Regions from separate parts of the Homo sapiens genome. Here region 2 is linked to region 1. The links are chromatin contacts, found by Hi-C or POLR2A ChIA-PET in ENCODE. All regions are on one chromosome and are shown on one strand. Each heading gives the region's core, a stretch centred on a gene start or an enhancer-like site at or near the end of the contact. The rest is flanking DNA. Distances are from core to core; before and after follow the strand shown. Region 1 holds the start of SNX10 (sorting nexin 10). Region 2 holds the start of LINC02981 (long intergenic non-protein coding RNA 2981).

Region 1 (5,713 bases), core at 115-2,614:
CTGGGATTACAGGCGTGAGCCACCGCGCCCGGCCCAAGTTACCAGTCTTAATAGGGTCAAAATTCTAACAGATATTCAAATGACTTTCAGTAGACTCTCCAAGGGTTTGTTGCTGCTTTGTCTACAGCTGTAAAGTCATGCTCTTGACAATAAGTTCAGAAAGATTTTAATTTTACAGAATCTCTTAGGATCTTAGATACATGCTGCATTTTGTTTTCTACTCAATGTTTTTCTTTGCGGAGCATAGGGACAAGAATATAAAAAATACACTTTAATTTGATTTTCTTTCTTTTTTTTTTGAGACAGAATCTTGCTCTGTCGCCCAGGCTGGAGTGCAATGGCATGATCTCGGCTCACTGCAACCTCTGCCTCCCGGGTTCAAGCTATTCTCCTGCCTCAGCCTCCCGAGTAGCTGGGATTACAGGCGCGCGCCACCACGCCCAGCTAAGTTTTTGTATTTTTAGTAGAGACGGCATTTCACCATGTCAGCCAGGATGGTCTCCATCTCCTGACCTTGTAATCCACCCGCCTCGGCCTCCCAGAGTGCTGGGATTACAAGCGTGAGCCACCACACCAGCTTAATTTGATTTTCAAAAGTGATCATGGTTGCATTCACTTGTGTGTCATGACTTGGGTGCAATTTTAGGAAATTAAATACCAGTGATTGAGGGTTCAGCAATACAACTTCAAGATCCAAGATGTTAAGACACAACATTGTATATTTATACGTTTTGTTAGGGAGTTAATGTAGGTGTGGTGAACAGATGCGTTTTCAGGTGGGCCTGGAATGGTCCCTGGAGGATGATCAGCGACAAGCTGTATCTAATGGGAAAATTCATGCTTGAAAAATGAAATATTAGGCTATGCTTATTATTCTGTGTCATTCAGTCACTTATTAGCAGTTTAAGTGATGATTGTGGTTTCCCATGCAAACAGGTGTGGGGACCCAGCCTCAGGTGCCATTTGGGAAATGCTTTCCTCAGTCAGGTCCCTTGGCAGATCTCATTAGCTTTCCCCCCAAATGTTTTATTGAGACATTTCAAACATAGACAAAAACTGAAATAATTTTATATAAACACCATAGCCCACCACCTAGATGCTATGAACATTCTGCCATTCTTGTTTATCACGTTATTTATCCGTCCTCCTCCCCATCGGCAATCCTCCCCATAACTGTGGGGTCAGGGTTAGGAAGCTTAAGGTGACTCAGGTGGCGAATTCCGAAGGGTGCCGCTGGAGCACCTCCAGCCTCAACGTCCGGACTAATGGGGGCATTTCCTCCCTAACTCAATTTCAGGAAGCAGGAGGCTAGCTCTGCAGGGTGGGGGCGCACCTGGGCTGGGCTGCGCGGAGGCGGCGGAAGCACTAGGCGCGGCGCCCACAGGCGGACGGCTGGCGCTGAGCGCGGGCGCGGGGCCGCTACGTGCGCGGGGAGCGCGGGGAGCGCGGGGAGCGCGGGGCTGCGCTCGTGTGCGCTCCTGGGCGCTCGCCGCCGCCGCTGCCGCCGCGCGCCTTTGAGTCAGCAAACTCCGCGGCCCGCAAGCCCGGCTCGGCCCGGCCCTGCTCTGTTCTGCCCGGAGGAGCCGCCCGTAAGTGACAAGAGACCCGCTGAGGGGGCCTCCCCTGCACCGCCCAGGTGGGGACGGCGGCCCTTCTTTCCAGAGGCGCGGGCCCTTCCCGCTGTTCCCAGGTGCCCGCACCCTTGCGGGCTGGAAAGAGGTTTGGGTCCCTTGGGCTTGGAGCAGAGGAGCCGCCTCCTTTTCAGCCGAGGTGTGCCGGGCAGGGAGAAATGATCAGCGCGGTAGAGCGGGGAGATGGAGCGCGTCGATCCAGGGATTCTTGGCTAAAAAGACACCCCGGGGAGAGGGTGGGGCAGAGGTGGATTCTAGATTACGGAAGAAGTGCTGTGGCACCTTACACCAGGCCGGGTAGAAGGGGGTGGGGAGGTGGTTTTTAAAATTTATTTATTTATTTTTTTATTCATTCATTAACGGGTAGCCTTGAGTTGAGGAATTGGGAGGGGTAGGCAGGTTTATTCGTGGGATTGTGGGATTGAGGGAGAAGGCCCAGGGGAAAATCCATATAATTGACTGATTATCAGATTTGGTGACCAGGAAAGCAACAGCCTGTTTTTCAGTTCCGATGCATCATACTTTTCTCAAATTACACGGATTATTGAGGGGGATCGTCACGGAATGGGGAGCAACATGTCCTGCTGAAAGGAAGGGCTTCTATCTCTACAAGACACGTTAAAAATGATGGTATCAGAAAATTAGAACGGGGAGGAGGCTTGCACATGATCTCCATCAAACCTTTCATTTTACAGACAGGGAGGCTAAGGCCGAGGGACGCTGAGTGTTGGGACCAGGATCATTCAGCCAGATGGGAGCAGAACCAGGCCTACAACCTGGCAGGCTTCTGACTTCCACCCCGGAGTTATGTCCACCTCTGGGGCCTGGGAACTGGGTTTGGATTGCATAAGCTCCCCCTCCTCTCCCAGGAGGGGGCTGGGCTGGAGGCTGAGGCCTTCGCCAGGAAGAAGCAGGGACTGCTTGGATAGTTGACCAGCTTCTGCAGGGGCTCCTCAGTGAGAGAATGGAGGTGAGGTCAGGGACTCCTGCCTTGCCTCTGCCATCACTTCCAGTGATGCCTATTCCTAAGGTAGGTACATAGCTGGACCTTCATTATTCTTAATATTATTTACTTTTTTCTTTTTCTTTTGAGACAAGGTATTATTCTGTCACCCAGGCTGGATTGCAGTGGTGCGATCTTGGCTCACTGCAAACTCCACCTCCCAGGCTTCAGTGATCCTCCCACCTCAGCCTCCCTAGTAGCTGAGACCACAGGTGCGGGCCACCACACCCCTGGCTAACTTCGGTATTTTTTTTGTAGAGACAGGGTTTTGCCATGTTGCCCCAGGCAGGTCTGGAAGTCCTGAGCTCAAGCAATCCACCTGCCTCGGCCTCCCAAAGTGCTAGGATTACAGGGGTGAGCCACTGCGCTCGGCCTTTTATTACTATTTTTTAAAGGAAGGGTAGACTTGAGATTGACTGATAGGGCAGTTTTTAATAAAAATACAAAAATAAAATACATTTAGAAGAAACTGTGTGAAGATGTGAAATATCAGTGATTAGCATGGACTCAACTGGTCGTCCTGTTTCTTCTACCAGTCCATTTCATTCTCACTTTTGATTACCATTTAACTGGGGAGGACATCAGTGTTGACAGTGGGACTTGCTCAGGCTGACACTGTGCCCCACCAGGGAGTCTCCCCTCCAGGCTGGTACACACTTCCTCTTATTTTACTAATGGGAAGGACCCCTGAGTTAGGTAACCTAAAGTAATAGAAATAAGCACGTTCATTAAAAAAAATAAAAGTATGTTAATCAAAGAGTAACGTTGGTGTTCTACAGCAATTCTGCTGGGCTTTGGAGCAGTGGATATCTTTTCTCAGCCCTAGGATCACTACTTTCATTTTAAGGCTTCATTTTGCTCGTTAAGTTACTGGGGAAAATAACTTCTTTTTTCCGTTTTTAGTGACAGGGCTGTGGTTTCACAACCACTTGGTGAAAGGCAGACAACTGGTTGAGAACAGGGGCCAGTCTATGCAGATTTTCATTTCCTAGCATGGCGGAGAAGGGCTTTTGGCCAAGCTCATGGTTGACTCTGTGGGGAATCCCCCAAATTTAGCATTGTTATCTCCAAACATCTTTTTCTTAGTAATCTGGTAGGTATGAATTAGCTCTTCTGTTCTCTAAGCCCTGTTCAAAGAGGAAGGTATATAGTGTAGTGGTTAGAACTTGTGATTCCAGACCCATCTGAGTTGAAATCTTGGTATAATAATTTTCTAAGTATAGTTTTGTTGGCGGGGCACTTAACACTCTCTGAGTTGCCTGTTATTCAGAAATAAAAAAGGGTGATGGTAATCTTTGCTTCCCAGAACTGTTAATACAACAGCTGACATTTATCGAGTGCTTACTATATTCCAGGCATCGTGACATTATCGAGCACTTAATTATGGGCCAGGCATTGTGAAAGAGTTTTTATGTGGCAGTCTCATTAAGCATCACAACAGACTTATGAAGCAGATTCTGTTACTGTCTTCAGTTTACCTCTGGGGAAACTAAGCCATCAGAGTATTTATGATTTCTCTAAACTCAGCTTACAGTTTTAACTACCCAACAAATGTGTGTCAGATTTCTGTTATAAGCTAATAGTTATCTAGGGCTTACTGTGTGGTAGGCCCTGTTACAAGTGTCCTAAGTACGTTAACAACCCTTGAGATAGGTATTGTTTTTCTCCCCTTCTTCTTTCTTTTTACAGATGTGGAAACTGAGGCACAAAGCCCAAGGTCAAACAACTAGTAATGCGAGAGCCAAAATTTGAACTAGGAGCCTGGGTCTGGAATCAGTAGTAACTCTCAGCCACCCACCTGCGAATGTAAAGGGCTTAGCCAGGCTTCAGTCAAGGGCAACTCCTATTGATACTTACATTTATTTTTCCCTAAGTAACTACTCCTTGCTCCCAGTTTCTGCAGAAGAGATGCTTTTAGTTCTACAAGTGATTCAACTTTACTCAAGGCTTTGTGATTCAGTATGTATTTCTATTGTAGTCTCTGTTATTTTTAAAATCTTGTGCTAGGCCTCAGTGATCTTGCCTCTGGGGACAGGGAAATAGTCTTTATCAGATCTGTGAACCCCTTTCAAATATATGATGTCATTTTTACTTTTTTTTTTGATACTTTTGTAGAGATGGGGTTTTGCCATGTTGCCCAGGCTGGTTTTGAACTCCTGAGCTCAAGTGATCCACCCACCTCAGCCTCCCAAAGTGCTGGGATTACAGGTGTGAGCTACTGTGGCCAGCCTGATTTCATATTCATCTGCAAAAGTGCATTATTCTGGGGGAGAGAATCTGTAGCTTTCTTCAGATTCTTACGTGGTCACCCATGGTGGAAAGAAAGTCATTATTCACCATTTTATTCTAATAATCTCATTTTACAAATGAGGCTACCAAGGCCCAATGGAGAGGCAGAATAACTTAATCTGAACTACACAGCTAATTAGAGGTAAAAACGGGACTCAAACTCAGGTTCCTGAACTTCCAGTCTCATATTCTTTCCATTATAGCCTGATAGTTCCCTGTGGATTAAGTGGTGCCAGATCAATCAATTACGAATTGCCAGAGACCCCCAGCTCTCTCACCAAGCTGTCCAATGCATGAGGCCAGCAAAGCTGCCTGGAAGTGCCTGTCAAAATACGACATCGTTTGGCATGTGATCCTGTTAGCTGAGCCACTTTACTCTGATTTGGTATGGGAATCTACAACTCGGAGAGATGTGAGCCAGGAAAAGAAAAGCTGTTTGGGGAGAAGAAGAGGAATGTTGCAGACATGCATTGGTTGAGGCACAGGCAGCCATTCAGACCTCTTGGTAGAATTGTCGTATTGGAAAGTTTTTGCTAAGAGATTTAGAAATTCAAACAAAATTCCCTGGGCCGGGTGTGGTGGCGCATGCCTGTAGTCCCAGTTACTTAAGAGGCTGAGGTGGGAGGATCGCTTGAGCCCAGGAGGTTGAGGCTGCAGTGAGCTGTGATTGCACCATTGTACTGCAGCCTGCACAACAGAATTAGACTCTGTCTCATAAATAAATAAATAAATACAAATAACCCCCAAATTCCCTGAAGTCTGAGATTTTTGCATAGTATGTGGCTCACTG
Region 2 (5,556 bases), core at 626-3,125, 110 kb after region 1:
ATTGATTCCAGATAAACGAATAAAGCATATAGTATGTATATATTTTTTATAGTTTTTTTGGTATATTTTCATGAAAAGTGTGTATGATTTTAGTGAAACCATAAAAATCCATTTTCATTCCAATTTAGATTCTGTTTTAAAGTAGTTGCCAAGGAAACTAGTAAGTGACTGGTTATGCCCGATTTTCCCTAAGTTCAAAATTAGATGCAAATTCTTCAAAGAGACTACTTGAAGGCCAGTAAACATTTCAAAGGCAGTCAAGCTCAGACGCCTGGGTGTGTGGGTGCAGGAGGGTTAGAAGGGGGGTTCTGATGTTCCTGGAGGGAAGAGATGCCTTGCCTGTGTAGGCAAAGAGCTACTTTGAGGGAAAAAAGCTGAATGAGTTAGAGGTGAGTGCCCAGGAAGAGAAGCTGGAAGTGAGAGGTTCCACTGAAGTGCCTAGAAACAGACACTCTTTAATGGAGACAAGACCAAATTTCTGGAGTTTTCCTTTGTTTACATCTTTTTATCTTGTCTCGTTTCAAAAAGGAGTTAACTTTAAATATGTCCCTGAATAAACACGAGGCAGCATGACTCCATCGCAGGTAGAGATAGGACTAAAACATGATTCTCCTAAACTTTAACCCTGGAGTTAGCTCACTTAATCCTGTAAATCTCTGCAAAGACTAACTTTGTTCCCTGGCTCCTCCGTGGTTGCCAGGTGGTGGATATACATTCTACAACAGAAGAAACTGGAATCGCTAGAGGTGTCTTTTTTTAGGGCAAGGAAGCATTTCCCAGAAAACCCCAACAGATGTCCCCTGGCTTGGCCTTGGCCAGGACTGGTCACATGCTCTTTTCTAAGCCAGTGCCTGGGCAAGGGAAGGGGTTGGTCATAACGGATTTAGACTACTTAGGATTTACTTCTGGGCCAAGGAGAGGGAGGGGGTGAGGGAGGGGGTGAGGGAGGGGGTGAGGGAGGGGGTGAGGGTGGGGGCGGGGGGCTGGCCCGGCCTAAGATGGCTGGGGGTGATGCGTTCGGGGGACAAAGGAGTGCTGGACAGTTGTGTGAGCTGTAAGAAGGACCCGGAAAATACTGCAGAGTGATTGAGAGTGTAGAGGGGCCTGGGTTCTCACCTGTGCTCCCTCCCACCTTAGCTGGGTTATGCTGGGAACCTTTCAAGGCTTTGCTAAGCCTGGGTTTCCAGGAGTGCAATAAGATCGCTGTGATAAACATGTAGGTAAAGCAGTTGGCATAGTACCTTGCGTAGAATAGTCCTCAGCATATGTTTACTACTGTCGTTGTTGCTATTAATAAAAGTGACCTAGCTCCTCTCCTCGAGAAGTTCACAAGGGGCCCAAATGTGACAGGGGGAGCTATCAGAAGGCGGGAGGTGACTTCTTGCCAGGGAGCAAGCCAGGGCAAGAAGAGAGGCGCCGTGAAGCCTGCGTTCCCTCCCGCACGCGGCTTGCCTCGGTGGCCACACGGGGAGCTCAGCAAGGCCCAGGGTTCGGGAGGCGGGTCCTGCACAGCGACGCAGCCTTGTCCCGGTGGCCGCAGGCCTGGGGAGCAGGGCGCAGCACACCCGCCGCCCGCTTGCAGGCGAGACGAGAGCGGGGCGCCGGGATGCTGGCGTCCAATTTAACCACCAGGGCGCACGGGACGGAGGCCGGGGGTCCCGCTTTTCCGTCAGAGTTCGCGGTCACGAGTGGAACCCACTGAGCACTCTAGTTTCCTGGTATTTTCATGGCAGTAATTGGATGACAGAGTCAAGAGGCAGGGCCTGCGCCGACACTGACTAGCAACGCGCGGCCTCTGAGCCGCGCCCGGCCGCCCACCCCTTCCTCCTCCAGCACCGGGCCGGCTCCCCCTCCCGGCCCGGCTCGGCGGCTGGGGGGTGGGCGGAGCCGCGGCCGGGCAGTTCATTATGTTGGACAGGGCGCGTCTGCGCCTCCGGCCGCCGCGGCTCCCGGGGCCTCCGCCTGCAGCCGGCGGCGGAACGAGGGCAGGCGGCTGAGACAGGCGAGCTATTTGCATTCCCCGGCAGTCATTTTTATATGCGGAGGTAATGAAGTTGTCAGCGGCGCCCCGAGTGTGGCAGAGCCTGATATTCAAATCGCCCTGCCCGCTCCGCCTGCTCCCGCCCGCTGGTCCCGGGAGCCCCAGGCTGCGCGCGCCCGCACCGCATCGCCGCTTTGCCCCGCGACCGCGCGCGCCTCCTCGTCCTCCCCCGCGCCTTTGTTTCCGTCTCCTTCTCCTTTCCCTCCTCTTTTGTGTCGGGCCAGACTCAGCCCCAGAAACCAGCCACCCTGCCGCGTCCGACTGCCAGGGATCCCTCACGCCGCGAGGTGAGCTGGTCGCAGGTGTGGGGAAGTTCGCGGGTGCAGCTAGGCCGCCGCCCTCGCGCTCGACGCCACGCCCGCCTCCTCTTTCCTTCCCCAGGGGCCCCTTGCCCTCCCTTCACCTCCGTCTCCAAGAAAGATGACCTAGTACTGCCATTACCGTTTGGGCCTAGAGGAGTTTTCGTTCCTCTTTCCGAATGCATATTTGTGGTCATTTTTTATGATTGCAGAAACCCAACACACAGCTATTCTGTCAGGCTGCCGAGAAAAGGCTGTTCGGCAGTTGCAGCCCTGGTGAGGCAATGAGGAGGAAAGGTGGACGCACCTGCCTGGAGTGGTTGAAGGAAGGCAGTGAACATCCACGCTCCTGGGGTTGGTTTTCCTGAACCTCTGTAGCTGTGCTGCTCACTGGGGCAGCCACTGACCACAAGAGGCTGCCGAGGGCTTGCAGTGTGGCCAGGCCAGACCAGGATGTTCTCCAAGTGGGAAATACACACCCCATTGTAAAGAAGACTGTATGGAAAAAAGAATGTGAACTGGCTCATTCATCATTTAAAAACATTGATTGCATATTGAAATGATAATATTTTGGGTATATGGGGTGAAATAAAGTATCATGAATTAAATCTTTTTTTAAAAATGTGGCCACAAAGAACATTTAAATTTACACATGTGGTTCACATTATATCTCTGTGGGATCGCACTTAAGACCCAACCCCACCCATCCTCTAACTCTGCCCTCTCAGCTTGCTCTACAGGTACTTTGGAACAGGGCAGGGATGGAGGGAAGGTCCTTGTATCTTAGGGATCAAATGCCCAGGAAAATAATTAGGAGGTGTTTGGGATTATGCTGAAAACCCTGACAACACTGAATAGCAGATGTCTCTTTCTTTTCCCTTTGTTCACTGTAAAGAAAAACTTACACTCCCCCACAGCCATGCCACAATTCCATGGACCAACCATTCATGTGTGAAGGTGGGCCTCTAGGAGTGTTTTGTGCCTTTTAGGAGTTATTTGTGGCACACTAAACTTGCTGACATGCCATTTAGAAAAGTGAATACTGTGTACGCACTGTAACAACTATTCCATAAGTATTTTTGGTGTACACTGTTCCTCAGCACTCACAGGCTTCGGAGTAGGGGCTCCCGGAGTATGCATTGACACGATGCGCTGCAAATGATCCGGGCGTGGGGAAGTCCCCGAGTGTGCATTGATTCCACACACGGCCACGGCTCCTACAGGGCTTTTATGGTGCAGCTCGCCAATGATCCGTGTGTTAAAGACTCCCCAAATACACATTGACACGATAGACTGGAGTTGTTTGGGTCTATCGTGGCAATGATCCGGGGATAATGGCAGTGTCTTATACAATTTCACTGAGATTGGAGTGCTCATGGTCCTAATGGCAGAACCGGAACTGCCCCAGTTAAGTCCCACCATGGCGCCCAGTAAAGGGTGTGTGGGTCTTTGACCTTCTGCTTCATGACACTGTGGCATTGCTAATTTTACTGATATTTTAACTAACATAATTGAGTTAGCATTTTTTTCCCCCTGAAAATTCATTTTTGTAATTCAACACCTGAATTAGGGAGTCCATCTAGTGATGGTTTCATTTGGTTAATCATAAGCTAAAGACCTAGGAAAGGTCATTCTTAAACCTAAAGTGTTTTGGGAAAAATAATCGTGGGAGATGCATATGAGCTTGAGACAGAGTTAATATGGAATAAATAACCTCAGTCCTGAGAAAACCTAGTTGGCTAGGCTGAAATAGACAAGATGAGAAGGTGGGAAGAAGATGTTTTTAAAAATAATGAAAGTAACATATTCAATAAAAATAATTCAAACACTGTAGAAGTGTATGAAATAAAAAACAGAATCCTCCCACTCCTTCCTTCCTTCTTTCTATACCATTCACTGTTACAAGCACTATTAATATTTTTGTATATTCTTCCAGTAACTTAAAAACACATGCAAATATATACAGTCATGCATCTCTTAATGATGGGAATATGTTCTGAGAAATGCATCGTTAGGCGATTTCATCATTGCACGAATATCAGAGAATGTACTTATACAAACCTAGATGGTGTAGCCTACTACCCACCTAGGCTATATGGTATAGCCTATTGCTCCTAGGCTACAAACCTGTACAGCATGGTACTGTAACAGAATACTGAAGGCAATTGGCCAGGCACTGTGGCTCACGCCTGTAAATCCCTGCACTTTGGGAGGCCAAGGCTGGCCTTCAAGACCAGCCTGGCTAACATGGTGAAACCCTGTTTTTACTAAAAACCCCAAAATTAGCTGGGCTTGATGGCATACACGTGTAGTTCCAGCTACTCAGGAGGCTGAAGCAGGAGAATCACTTGAATCTGGGAGGTAAAGTTTGCAGTGAGCAGAGATCATGCCACTGCACTCCAGCCTGGGCAACACAGCAAGACTCCATCTCAAAAAAAAAAAAACAACACTGTAGGCAACTGTAACACAATGGTGAGTACTTATGTATCTAAATGTAGAAAAGGTACAGCAAAAATACAGTATAAATGGTAAAAAAAGAAAAAATACAACTGTATAGGGCACTTACCATGAATGGAGTTTGCAGGTCTAGAAGTTGCTCGGGTGAGTGGAGTGAGTGGCGAGTAAATGTGAGGGTCTAGGACATTGTGTATACTAGTGTAGGCTTTATAAACACCGTACACTTAGGCTACACTAAATTTATATTTAAAAAGGTAATTGCTCTACAACATTGTGATGGCTATATTGCCACTAGGCTATAGGAATTTTTCAGCTCCATATTAATCTTATGGGTCCACTGTTGTATATTTGGTCCATTGTTGACCGAAATGTCATTATGTGGTGCATGACTGTATATCTACTCTTTGTTTACACAAATGGGTTAATGCTGAATGTTAATCTTCAACATCTTATATTTTCAATTAATAATACAGTCATGTGCCCCATAATGATGTTTTGATCAGCAATGGACTGCATATACGATAGTGGCCCTGTAAGATTACCGTGGAGCTGAAAAATTCCTATCGCCTGGTGATGTCTTAGCCCTTGTAACATCTTAATGCAACACATTAGTTGTGTGCTTGTGGTGGTGTCAGTGTAAACAAACCTACTGCGTTGCCAGTTATTTAAAAGTATACCACATACCACAGTATGCCACATTATCAAGTACATAATCCTAGATAATAACAATAAACAACTGTTACTAGTTTATGCATTTAC

Evidence for each region. A loop is a pair of places that touch in the nucleus more often than their neighbours do. ChIA-PET counts read pairs that join two places held with the same protein, here RNA polymerase II (POLR2A). Pooled maps may share reads with other maps.
Region 2: a loop to region 1 is called in a map of B cell, with 15 times the contacts of the local background. The contact joins the promoter of LINC02981 here to the promoter of SNX10 in region 1. A Hi-C loop is called at or near these places in 1 of 168 maps with a recorded cell type or tissue (B cell), 4 of 37 single-sample maps with no recorded cell type and 9 of 50 pooled maps. POLR2A ChIA-PET finds 5 or more read pairs at or near these places in 3 of 52 experiments (H1, OCI-LY7 and activated CD4-positive, alpha-beta T cell).

What each region holds. Positions count from the first base shown.
Region 1 is chr7:26,290,498-26,296,210 of GRCh38, forward strand. SNX10 (sorting nexin 10) reads left to right here and starts at 1,365. Exons shown (of 7, transcript NM_013322.3): 1 at 1,365-1,589. RefSeq lists silencers at 1,389-1,628, 1,779-1,858 and an enhancer at 3,350-3,399.
Region 2 is chr7:26,396,694-26,402,249 of GRCh38, forward strand. It overlaps LINC02981 (long intergenic non-protein coding RNA 2981), which reads left to right and starts at 1,876. Exons shown (of 5, transcript NR_148502.1): 1 at 1,876-2,328. It overlaps SNX10-AS1 (SNX10 antisense RNA 1), which reads right to left and starts at 2,725. Exons shown (of 2, transcript NR_136272.1): 1 at 2,648-2,725. RefSeq lists enhancers at 1,012-1,968, 1,043-1,282 and silencers at 1,753-2,212, 2,303-2,412.